Linked DNA regions of Homo sapiens: region 2 is linked to region 1. Evidence: chromatin contacts called from ENCODE Hi-C or POLR2A ChIA-PET data. All regions are on one chromosome and are shown on one strand. Each heading gives the region's core, a stretch centred on a gene start or an enhancer-like site at or near the end of the contact. The rest is flanking DNA. Distances are from core to core; before and after follow the strand shown. Region 1 overlaps NFX1 (nuclear transcription factor, X-box binding 1). Region 2 has its middle 22 kb from the start of AQP7.

Region 1 (5,664 bases), core at 1,880-4,379:
GAAAGGAAAAAAAACATGCAGAAATGGGCTAGCAGCAAGAATGAGCATCTGGGTTACAAGAAGTTTTCCCCTAATACTTGGGGGAACTGAGATATTCAAAAACAGAAAGAAGTATTCCATAAAGAGGGAAGATGCCAGGATAGAGTTTATAATGCTGGTTTATAAAAAATCTGATTATAAATACCAATGACTTATTTCCAGGATTAAAATAAACACTATTATTTACTCATACTGCTCAAATCTGGACTATCAAAGCTGTAACTGCTGGGGGTGAGATGAAGCCCACGTCCACACCTATCTCTGCTACATGGTCAGGCCTGGTCTCAAGACCAAGGAGACAAGCACTACAGCCCAGAAGCAGCATGAGCCTGGTTGGCCATCTCCAGAACAGCTTGCCAGGAGCACAAAGGCTGTGGCTCTAGCTGTGTGATGGACCACATAATTACAGTCTTATAGACTCCTAGAGCTTTGAAGTCTCATTAGTAACTTCTAAAACATGCCCCGCAGACCACCTTTCCTGAACTGAGGTACAATGTATGTAGTAAAAGAGACTCCAGTGTATATAAACAAACTTACCACAGAAACAAGTGTAGGTATTAGGAACATGTGCAGAAACATTCTGACAGGCAGGGCACCTCCAACCACTCTGGCCATCTGTCAGGAAAAATGGGAGTAGGCCAAATAAATTTTCTTCCAAAAGCTACATGTAATTAAAAAAATTTAAATCTATAGGAAGACACAATATTGAAGTAGTGGTAATAATTTCAATGTTAAGCATATCAGACATTTAAGGAACAAATTCACAATACTGACTGCTTAGCTTGAATACAGCATTTTCCACTAAATATGGGGTTCATTAAAAAAAAAAAAAAAAAAAGGCCAGGTGTGGTGGCTCATGCCTATAATCCCAGCGCTTTGTGAAGCAGAGGTGGGTGGATCACAAGGTCAGGAGATTGAGACCACCCTGGCTAACATGATGAAACATCATCTCTACTAAAAATGCAAAAATTAGCTGGGCGTGGTGGTGCGCGCCTGTAATCCCAGCTACTCAGGAGGCTGAGGCAGAAGAATCACTTGAACCTGGGAGGTGGAGGCTGCAGTGAGCCGAGATCGTGCCACTGCACTCCAGCCTGGGCAACAGAGTGAGACTCCCTCTCAAAAAAAAAACAAAAACAAACAAAAAAAAACCACTAGCTAGGCATGGTGGCTCATGTGTCTAATCCCAGCATTTTAGGAGGCTGATGCAGAATTGCTTGAGCCTGGGAGTTCAAGACAAGACTGGGCAACACAGCAGACCGTCTCAAAAAAAAAAAAAATTAGCTGGATGTGGTGGCATGTGCCTGTAGTCTCAGCTGCTTGGGAGTCTGAGGCAGGAGGATCATTTGAGTCCAGGAATTCAAGGCTGCAGTGAGACATGATCACACCACTGGACTCCAGCCTGGGTAACAGAGTAAGACTCTGTCTCAAAAAAAAAAAAAAAAAAAAAATACAGTTAGATAGAAGGAATAAGATCTAGTGTTTAGTAGCACTATGGCTAACAACAATTTATTATATATTTCAAAATAACTAGAAGAGTAGAAATGGGATGCTCCTAACACAAAGAAATGATAAATATTTGAGGTGTTGGAATCCCCATATGCCAATTACCCTGATTTGATCATTACACATTGTACGCTTGTATCAAAATATCATGTGTACCCCATAAACATGTAAACTATTACGTATGCATAGTAAAAATTTAAAAATGAAAAAAAAATGTTTTTTTGTTTGTTTGAGACAGGGTCTTGCTCTGTCACCCAGGCTGGAGGGCAGTGGTGCAATCTCAGATCACTGCAATCTCCACCTCCTGGATTCAAGCAATTCTTGTGCCTCAGCCTCCCGAGTAGCTGGGATTACAGGTGCCCGCCACCACGCCTGGCTAATTTTTATATCTTTAGTAGAGATGGAGTTTTGCCATGTTGGCCAGGCTAATCTTGAACTTCTGACTTCAGATGATCCGCCTGCCTTGGCCTCCCAAAGCGCTGGGATTACAGGCGTGAGCCATCATGCCTGGCCAAAAATGAGAAGAAGATAAATTAAAAATAGAATTACCATATGATCCTGCAATCACACTTCTGTTTATGTATCCACAGGAAATAAAATCAGTAGGTCAAAGAAAAAATAATAAGTAAAAGCCATCATTTTCAATAAGAGTGACTGATTTTGTCGTATCTTAAAATATATTTTAATATTGTTGTTTAGCTGGTTTATTTAAGATCTATAACTTAATTCTGGTCATATGAAACACATGATCAAGGTAACATACTCTCCCTGCAGAAAAAGTAGTTAAGAGAAATTAAACTGTATTTTTAAAGCTGGGCTTAATAATACTTAAACGTATCAAATAGGGGAGAATAACTACTCAGAAGAGAGAATTAATTGACCTGCTTGAGATGCTGGAGACCTTGCCCATTTCTTTATGCAGTTCAAATGAAACACATGGTAACAGCTCTGACAACTCCACACTGGGGCCGTGACACGAACCAATTCACAGCACACCATGCACTCGTATTTTTCTGTTGTTAGTTGTTCAATTAGAGAACCTGTTTAAAAAACAAAATAACAAAAAAGATTAACTCAAACACAAAAAACCATTCCTCACTTTAATCAACCAAGGATCAGCAAGTCACTCAAGAGAAGAATCCAAACACAGAGATTTTAAGGGATATCTGATTCTGGGTAAGGCAGCTGGCTATTCAGACTGAGGCCAAAAAGGGGCAGGAATTTGCTGAGGAAGAGGATTTAGGAAGGAGACACTCAGGTGGGGATTCCCACAATTAAGGAAACATTCCCAGGAAAACAGCAGAGTAGCCAAATGCCCCTTGTAACATAGCCTGAGGATCCACTGGGCAATACAGGATCTTGCTTTGCATTTTCTATTTTCCAGGATCCTCTAAATCTATCAGATCCATGGATTTAGGTTAGAAAGAGGCTCGTGAAGCTGTAGTGTCAGCTATAAGAAGCCCAAGTCTGGGCAGGTTCCAACAACCCATGAGTGGTGAGATGGCTCTAGCCGTTGCCCTCAAAGTCTTTAGTCATTCACTTAACAAAGATATTCTTGGTGCCTACCATAAGCCCCATGGTGGTGTTACAGTCCCTGGCTCCAGGAGCTCAAAGTCCAGTGACACAGACCAGTGTGTAGTATCAGAATAATCCTCCCAGATCTATTCCTGAATACCTTCACCCACTTCCAGATTTTTTTCCTCAAACACAATTGCAGCAAAGTCTTTCTAGATTTCAATACAGCCAGATACTCTCAAAACTGAGTGTGAGTGTGTGTATATGCTTTTTTGAGTACATACTTTTAGCACTGCATTTATTTCATAATATTATTGTTATTTGCTTTCAGGTCTAAATAAGTTAAAAGAATAAAATTAACCTTAAATACAACATTGCAAGCACATTACATATTATTATTTAGTCCTCTCAAAAAGGCTGTAACAGGTTGGACACGGTGGCTTACACCTGTAATACCAGCACTTTGGGAGGCCAAGGCGGGCAGATCATGAGGTCGGGAGATCAAGACCATCCTGGCCAACATGGTGAAACCCCATCTCTACTAAGAATACAAAAATTAGCTGGGCGTGGTGGAGTGTGGCTGTAATCCCAGTAGTAATCCAAGGAGGATGAGGCAGGAGAATCTCTTGAACCCGGGGGCGGAGGTTGCAGTGAGCCGAGATTGCACCACTGCACTCCAGAGTGAGACTCCGTCTCAAAAAAAAAAAAAAAAAAAAAAAAAATGCTATAACATAGGTACCATTTTACAGATGAAGAAACTGGCTTCATGTAGTTAGATCATTTATCCAAGGTCACACAACTAGAAATTTAAAAGTCAAAATTCAAACTTGTCAAACTATCTGACTCAAAAGCGCACACTGTAATATTCCATAATATTGGCTCTCCTAAGATTTACTTTCTGATTGTTCAGTTTAATGTCAAAAGAAATAGAGAACACCCTGAGACTGAAAGCTCAGGAGAAGGGAGAGTTTTGTCTACCTTGCTGAGTGTAGTATTTCCAGTGTCTGGCATATACTAGGTGCTCCATTAAATATTTGTTAAATTCATGGATAAAGGAATAAATGAGTGATATTTAGTCTGTTCCACAACCTCTTTCTGTGAAAGTTACAGGCGTCACCAAAGTTTAGGCTCGAGTGCAGTGGCATGATCGTGGCTCACTGCATCTTCAAACTCCTGGGCCCAAGCGATCCTCCCACCTCAGCATCCTGAGTAGCTGGGACCACAAGCGTGTGCCACTATACCTGGCTGATTTTTTTGTTAGTTTTTGTAGAGATGGGGTCTACCTCTGTTGCCCAGGATGGTCTTGAACTCCTGGGCTCAGGTGATCCTCTTGACTCGGTTTCCCAAAGTACTGGGATTACAGAAATTTAACCAAATTAAACAAAAATCTTCCCTGAATAAGAAGTAAATAAAACAAGAGCAGAAACATCTTTTCCAAAAAGGAAAGATGAAGAAACTGTCAGAGATGGTAGGAGACTCAGGAGACATGACTAAATGCAACGTGGTATCCTGGATTGGGTCCTCAAACAGAAAAAGGACATTGGCAGAAAAACTGGTGAAATCTGAATAACATCTGTAGTTTAGTTAATATGATTATACCAGTGCTAATTTCTTAGTTTTAACAAAGGCAGTCTGGTTATGTAAGACGTTAACATTAGAGGAAGTTGGGTGAAAGATATATGGGAATTCTTTGAACTATCTTTGCAACTTTTCTATAAATCTGAAATTATTCCAAACTGAAACATTTTACAGACAAACACCTTTTTCTCTACTAGGCTTTGACACTTCAGTAAATGCCAATTCCATTCTTTTAAGTTGCTCAGGCATAAAATCTTCCTTCCAAATACATCCAAAATCTATCCAATTGTTACCTTTTCCACACTATTACTCCAGTCTAAGTCTCCATCATCTCCTACCTGAACAACTGCAATAGCCTCCTAACTTGTCCTGTTGCCTTCTTAGAGCCTATTCTCCACACAGCAGCTTAATAATATTTTTTTTTTTGAGACAGGTTCTTATTCTGTCACCCAGGCTAGAGTGCAGTGGCACAACCACTACTTACTGCAGCCTTGACCCACTGGGCTCAAGCGATCCTCCTAGTTCAACCTCTTGAGTAGCTGGGACTATAGGCATGTGCCACCACGTCCAGCTAATTTTTATTTTTTTGCCTTTTGCAGAGATGGGGTCTCATTAAGTTGTCCAGGCAGGTCTTGAACTCCTGGGCTTAAGCAATCCTTCTGCCTTGGCCTTCCAAAGTGCTGGGATTACAGATGTGAGCCACCACATCCAGACCCTAAGTGATTATTTTAGAATGTAAGTTCATGACATCCCTCTTCCCAGGACCTTCCAGCAGCCTCTCATCTTACTCAGAACCAAATCCAAGGGACTCACATGATCCAGCCCTTGCTATTTCTCTGACCACCTTTCCTGCCCCTATCTTCATTGCCTATAATACCCCTCCCCACATCTAAATTTGCTCCTCCCTCTGCCTAGAATGCTCTTTCTCAAGCTAGCCACATGGTGCATTTCTGTACTTCATTCTTGTCTCTGTTCAAATGTCTCCTTATCAAAGAGGTCAACCTATGTAAAATAGCACTCTTGTCACTC
Region 2 (5,664 bases), core at 901-3,400, 120 kb before region 1:
GATGTGGACCCAGGAGGGAGGAGGCAGAGATGACATTAAGGTTCCATGCCTGGGTCCTTCGATGGGCCTGGGCACAGCCGACACAGGCACCTAGCCTGCCCCCACGGCTGGGGCTCCACCTAGAGATCTTATCCACGGCATGGCTGATACATGGTACTGAGTCATGAGACCTGCGGCCTAGGAAACAGTTCCGCTGTTGAAACAGGCCCAGGGGAGGGGGGCTAGATGGGTGTCTCTGACTTGCTACTGGCACAGACATCATTGCCACCCACACTTCCTGTCACCCCTGGGTCACCTTGATGGTCATCACTCCTCTCTGACCCTGTCACTCATTTGTCACCCTCACCATCATCCCTGCATCACAACCACTGCCCCTTTCTTACCCACGCTGTCACTTGACCCAGTTCCCATCATCGTGTTACCTTCTTGAGCATTGCCACCATCCCTGCCCCTGCCCCATGCCCAAGCCTGTGGCTATCTGGACCAACCCTTTGTCAACCACCTCCAACCCAACCTGTCACTTGCTAGTTCATTCCCATCTCTCCTGTCACCTTGACTGTCCCCACCCGACCCTGTCACCTTGTCACCTTTGCTGCCACAGCCCCAACATAGTCTCCCGCTCTTACCACCTATCTCAGTCCCCATCATCTCTAAGTCTTCTGGACTGTCACCACCCTCCTGCTGCCCCTTTGTTAGTCAACCACTACTGCCCTACCTCTGCCTCCTCCCGATCATCATCCACATCCTCTGATCTCAAGCCCCTCACTGAGGTCCCCTTGGTGTCTTTCTCTTTGACATGCTCAACATGTGCCCACATTTGAGACTTTGCCCCTGCCTTTCCAGCCTCTGGCCTCCTCTGGGCTTCCTGACCTGGATTTGCTACACTTAGCTTTGCCGTCTGCCCTGGCAAGCGATGCTTCATTTTGACCTCTAGGTGGGCTAGGCCTTGGGCCTAGGCACTTATTCCCAGGGTATTAAATAAATACCAGGTAGAAGCCTTTTCCAGGAAGCCCTGAATCTTCTCTGCATGCACTCATGACAACTGGCAGTTGCCTCTGCCCAGCCTGGCCCTAAAATCTCCATTTATTAACATGACAATTATTTTCCTTTTTAGAATTCCCCAATATATCCCCTTTTTTTTGAGACAGAGCCTCACTCTGTCCCCCAGGCTGCAGTGCAATGGCGAGATCTTGGCTCACTGCAACCTCTGCCTCCCGGGTTCAAGTGATTCTCCTGCCTCAGCCTCCCAAGTAGCTGGGATTACAGGTGTGCACCACCATGCCCAGCTAATTTTTTTGTATTTTTAGTAGAGACGGGGTTTCACCATGTTGGCCAGGCTGGTGTCGAACTCCTGACCTCAGGTGATCTGCCCACCTCGGCCTCCCAAAGTGCTGGGATTACAGGTGTGAGCCACCGTACCCCAACTGTGTTTTTGTTTTTTTTTTTTGAGACGGAGCGTCGCTCTGTCACCTAGGCTGGAGTGCAATGGCCCAATCTCAGCTCACTGCAACCTCCACCTCTCAGGTTCAAGTGATTCTCCTGCCTCAGCCTCCCGAGTAGCTGGGATTACAGGCATGCACCACCATGCCCGGCTAATTTTGTATTTTTAGTAGAGACGGGGTATCACCATGTTGGCCAGGCTCGTCTCAAACTCCTGACCTCAGGTGATCTGCCCTCCTTGGCTTCCAAAAGTGCTGGGATTCCAGGCGTGAACCACCATGCCCGACCCCAGTGTAACCTTATAATTCATCAGTGTCCCCTTATCCTGATGTGATAGCCCCCCAGTACCTTGACACTTAACACTTATAACTAACCACCATTCGTGTAATCATGTGTTTAAGGCTGTCTTGCCCACCAGGCAGGACGCTGTGGGAGGGCAGTAACTATGTTTTGGTCACTGCCAAGTCCCCATAGTGCCTGACTTCCAGTAGGAAATCCATAAATGTCTGTTGAGTTAATAAATACCATTTACCAAGTCCTTAATATGTGCTGGGCACTATGCTAAGCACTTGATTAACTTGTTTGTTTCCTGTTTTATGTTTGCGGTCCCTTTCTATTTTATGTACTTTTGAGCATTTCAAAGCTTTTTGGCACGGACACTTCTGACAAAGTTCAAACAGAGAAGTGCATTTTCAGTTACTCATCAGAGTGAGGCCACTTAGAGAAAGGCAGTTAGTTACTCACGGAACAGGGAAAACACTTTCTTGTAATTAGGGAAAAGGGAATCTGGGCATGACATGTCAACTCTGTATTTCATCTTCTGTTCTCCAAGGGAGTTTCAAGAAACTGAGGGAAGGCCGGGCGCCGTGGCTCACACCTGTAATCCCAGCACTTCAGGAGGCCGAGGCGGGCGGATCATGAGGTCAGGAGATAGAGACCATCCTGGCTAACACAGTGAAACCCTGTCTCTACTAAAAATACAAAAAATTAGCCGGGCGTGGTGGTGGACGCCTGTAGTCCCAGCTACTCAGGAGGCTGAGGCAGGAGAATGGCGTGAACCCAGGAGGTGGAGGTTGCAGTGAGCCAAGATCGGGCCACTGCACTCCAGCCTGGGCGACACAGCGATACTCCGTCTCAAAAAAAAAAAAAAAAGAATCAAAAAAATAAAGAATAAAAAAAAAACATAAACTGAGGGCTAAGAGGATGGGGCTCGGGGTTCCTGAAGAAGACCCCTTCTTCTCACCTCTGGAAAGCAAAAACTAGATTCTTTTTTTTTTTTGTTTGTTTTTTTTTTGTTGTTGTGTTCTAGGAAAACTTTATTCATAAACACAGGCAGCCAATAGTTTGCCAACTCCTATTTTAGAACATGAGTGAGAATCATCAATAAAACTACAAATCTTTGCAACAGTCAGAATAAGAAAATAGTGAATTAAAGACTATTAGCATTTCAGCCATCTAGGACAGTGTTCTTCTCATTATCATACGTAAATATTTGTTTTTTTGTTTTTTTTTTTTTAATTGATCATTCTTGGGTGTTTCTCGCAGAAGGGGATTTGGCAGGGTCATAGGACAATAGTGGAGGGAAGGTCAGCAGACAAACAAGCGAACAAAGGTCTCTGGTTCTCCTAGGCAGAGGACCCCGCTGCCTTCCGCAGTGTTTGTGTCCCTGGGTACTTAAGATTAGGGAGTGGTGATGACTCTCAACGAGCATGCTGCCTTCAAGCATCTGTTCAACAAAGCACATCTTGCACCGCCCTTAATCCATTCAACCCTGAGTGGACACAGCACATGTTTCAGAGAGCACAGGGTTGGGGATAAGGTCACAGATCAACAGGATCCCAAGGCAGAAGAATTTTTCTTAGTACAGAACAAAATGAAAAGTCTCCCATGTCTACTTCTATCCACACAGACCCGGCAACCATCCGATTTCTCAATTTTTTCCCCACCCTTCCCGCCTTTCTATTCCACAAAACCGCCATTGTCATCATGGCCCATCCCCAATGAGCCGCTGGGCACACCTCCCAGACGGGGTCGTGGCCGGGCAGAGGGGCTCCTCACTTCCCAGTAGGGGCGGCCGGGCAGAAGCGCCCCTCACCTCCCGGATGGGGCGGCTGGCCGGGCGGGGGGCTGACCCCCCACCACCCTCCCGGACGGGGCGGCTGGCCAGGCAGAGGGGCTCCTCACTTCCCAGTAGGGGCGGCCGGGCAGAGGCGCCCCTCACCTCCCGGATAGGGCGGCTGGCCGGGCGGGGGGCTGACCCCTCCACCCCCCTCCCGGACGGGGCGGCTGGCCGACCCCCCCCGCCGCCTCCCTCCCGGATGGGGCGGCTGGCCGGGCAGAGGGGCTCCTCACTTCCCAGTAGGGGCGGCCGGGCAGAGGCGCCCCTCACCTCCCGGACGGGGCGGCTGGCCAGGCGGGGGGCTGATCCCCCCACCTCCCTCCCGGACGGGGCGGCTGGCCGGGCGGGGGGCTGACCCCCCCACCTCCCTCCCGGACGGGGCGGCTGGCTGGGCAGAGGGGCTCCTCACCTCCCAGTAGGGGCGGCCGAAAAACTAGATTCTTACCTCATGCCATAAAATCGATGGATTCAAGAGGTAAATATAGGCAGGGTGGTAGTTCACACCTGTAATCCCAGCACTTTGGGAGACCGAGGCGGGCAGATCACTTGAGGTCAGGAATTCAAGACCAGCCTGGCCAACAAGACAAAACCCTGTCTTTACAAAAAAATACGAAAATTAGCCAGGCGTGGTGGCGGATGCCTGTAATCCCAGCTACTCCGGAGGCTGAGGTATGAGAACTGCTTGAATCAGGGAGGCAGAGGTTGCAGTGAGCCAAGATCGTGCCACTGCACTCCAGCCTAGGCAACAAAGACCCTGTCTCAAAAAAAAAAAGGTAAATATATAAAGGATTAAAAATTAAAACAAACCTGGATATTTCTCATATTCCTTCCTCAGCTATTTCATCTCTGAGTATGATCCTTGGGAAAGTAATTGCAGAGACAGACAAAGCCTTTGCCCAAAGATCATTCCAATGTTATTTATAATATTGAAACACTGAAATACAAATGTATATTTATGAATAAAAAAATAAAAAATTTAAAAGTTGGAAACAAACTACTCAGTGACAGTGACAGAAGGTAGTTAAATAAAGTATGGTTTGTCTCTTAGTTATTAAAATAATACTTCTGGAGTTGATAATCTATCATCATGGCATTAGCTAAAAAGGGCATTATACCAACAGGCTTATGGGAAATTATTTTCAATTATGTCAGTAGAGCACTTAGAAAGATTAATGGATGAAAAGAAGTGAAAGCATTAATAGGCATTATGTTATTTCTGAATTGTGAGCAATTTGTTTTTACTTGTAGTTTTCGCATTTTCTTTGGTAGGCATTATTACATTTAGAATAAAAGCTATGCATTTATAATAAAAAAAAGAGAGGCAAAAATGGCCAGGTGCGGTGGCTCACACCTGTAATCCCAGCACTTTAGGAGGCCAAGGCGGGTGGGTCACCTAAGGTTGGAAGTTCGAGACCAGCCTGGCCAACATGGTGAAACCTCGTCTCTACTAAAATTACAAAAATTAGCCAGGCATGGTGGCATGTGACTGTAATCCCAGCTCCTCAGGGGGCTGAGGCAGAAAAATTGCTTGAACCCAGGAGGTGGAGGCTGAAGTGAACTGAGATCACACCACTGCACTCCAGCCTTGGCGACAGCGAGGGGCTGGGCGTGGTAGCTCATGCCTGTAATCCCAGTACTTTAAGAGGTTGAGGCAGGTGGATCACCTGAGGTCAGGAGTTTGAGGCCAGCCTGACCAACATGGTGAAACCCCATCTCTACTAAATACAAAAAATTGGCCGGGAGTGGTGGCACGCGGCTGTGATCCCAGTTACTTGGGAGGCTGAGGCAGAATTGCTTGAATCTGGGAGGTGGAGTTTGCAGTGAGCAGAGATTGCACCATTGCACTCCAGCCTGGGCAACAAGAGGGAAACTCCATCTCAAAAAAAAATGTTTTATGTGAAAGTACCATTATTATTATTATTATTTTAGACAGATCTTGCTCTGTCACCCAGGCTGGAGTGCAGTGGCACAATCTCGGCTAATGCAACCTCTCCTTCCTGGGCTCAAGCAATTCTCCTGCCTCAGCCTCCCAAGTCGCTGGGATCACAGGTGTGTGCCACCACACCTGGCTAATTTTTGTATTTTTAGTAAAGACAGGGTTTCAC

The links. Hi-C counts contacts between places; a loop is a spot of excess contacts on that map. ChIA-PET counts read pairs that join two places held with the same protein, here RNA polymerase II (POLR2A). Pooled maps may share reads with other maps.
Region 2: POLR2A ChIA-PET joins it to region 1 with 20 read pairs in activated CD4-positive, alpha-beta T cell. The contact joins two enhancer-like sites. A Hi-C loop is called at or near these places in 4 of 168 maps with a recorded cell type or tissue (CD4-positive, alpha-beta T cell, CD4-positive, alpha-beta memory T cell, naive thymus-derived CD4-positive, alpha-beta T cell and 1 more) and 6 of 50 pooled maps. POLR2A ChIA-PET finds 5 or more read pairs at or near these places in 21 of 52 experiments (AG04450, CD4-positive, alpha-beta T cell, CD4-positive, alpha-beta memory T cell and 16 more).

Annotation. Positions count from the first base shown.
Region 1 is chr9:33,298,181-33,303,844 of GRCh38, reverse strand. It overlaps NFX1 (nuclear transcription factor, X-box binding 1), which reads right to left. Exons shown (of 24, transcript NM_002504.6): 3 at 2,424-2,582; 4 at 577-654. Among named protein-coding and RNA genes, the nearest start is that of NFX1, 10 kb to the right of the region's middle. Within about 2 kb of position 3,129, at least 3 of the 41 ENCODE cell types and tissues checked have a DNase peak (open chromatin) inside an H3K27ac peak, as active enhancers do.
Region 2 is chr9:33,421,702-33,427,365 of GRCh38, reverse strand. No RefSeq gene overlaps it. Among named protein-coding and RNA genes, the nearest start is that of AQP7, 22 kb to the right of the region's middle. Within about 2 kb of position 2,150, at least 2 of the 41 ENCODE cell types and tissues checked have a DNase peak (open chromatin) inside an H3K27ac peak, as active enhancers do.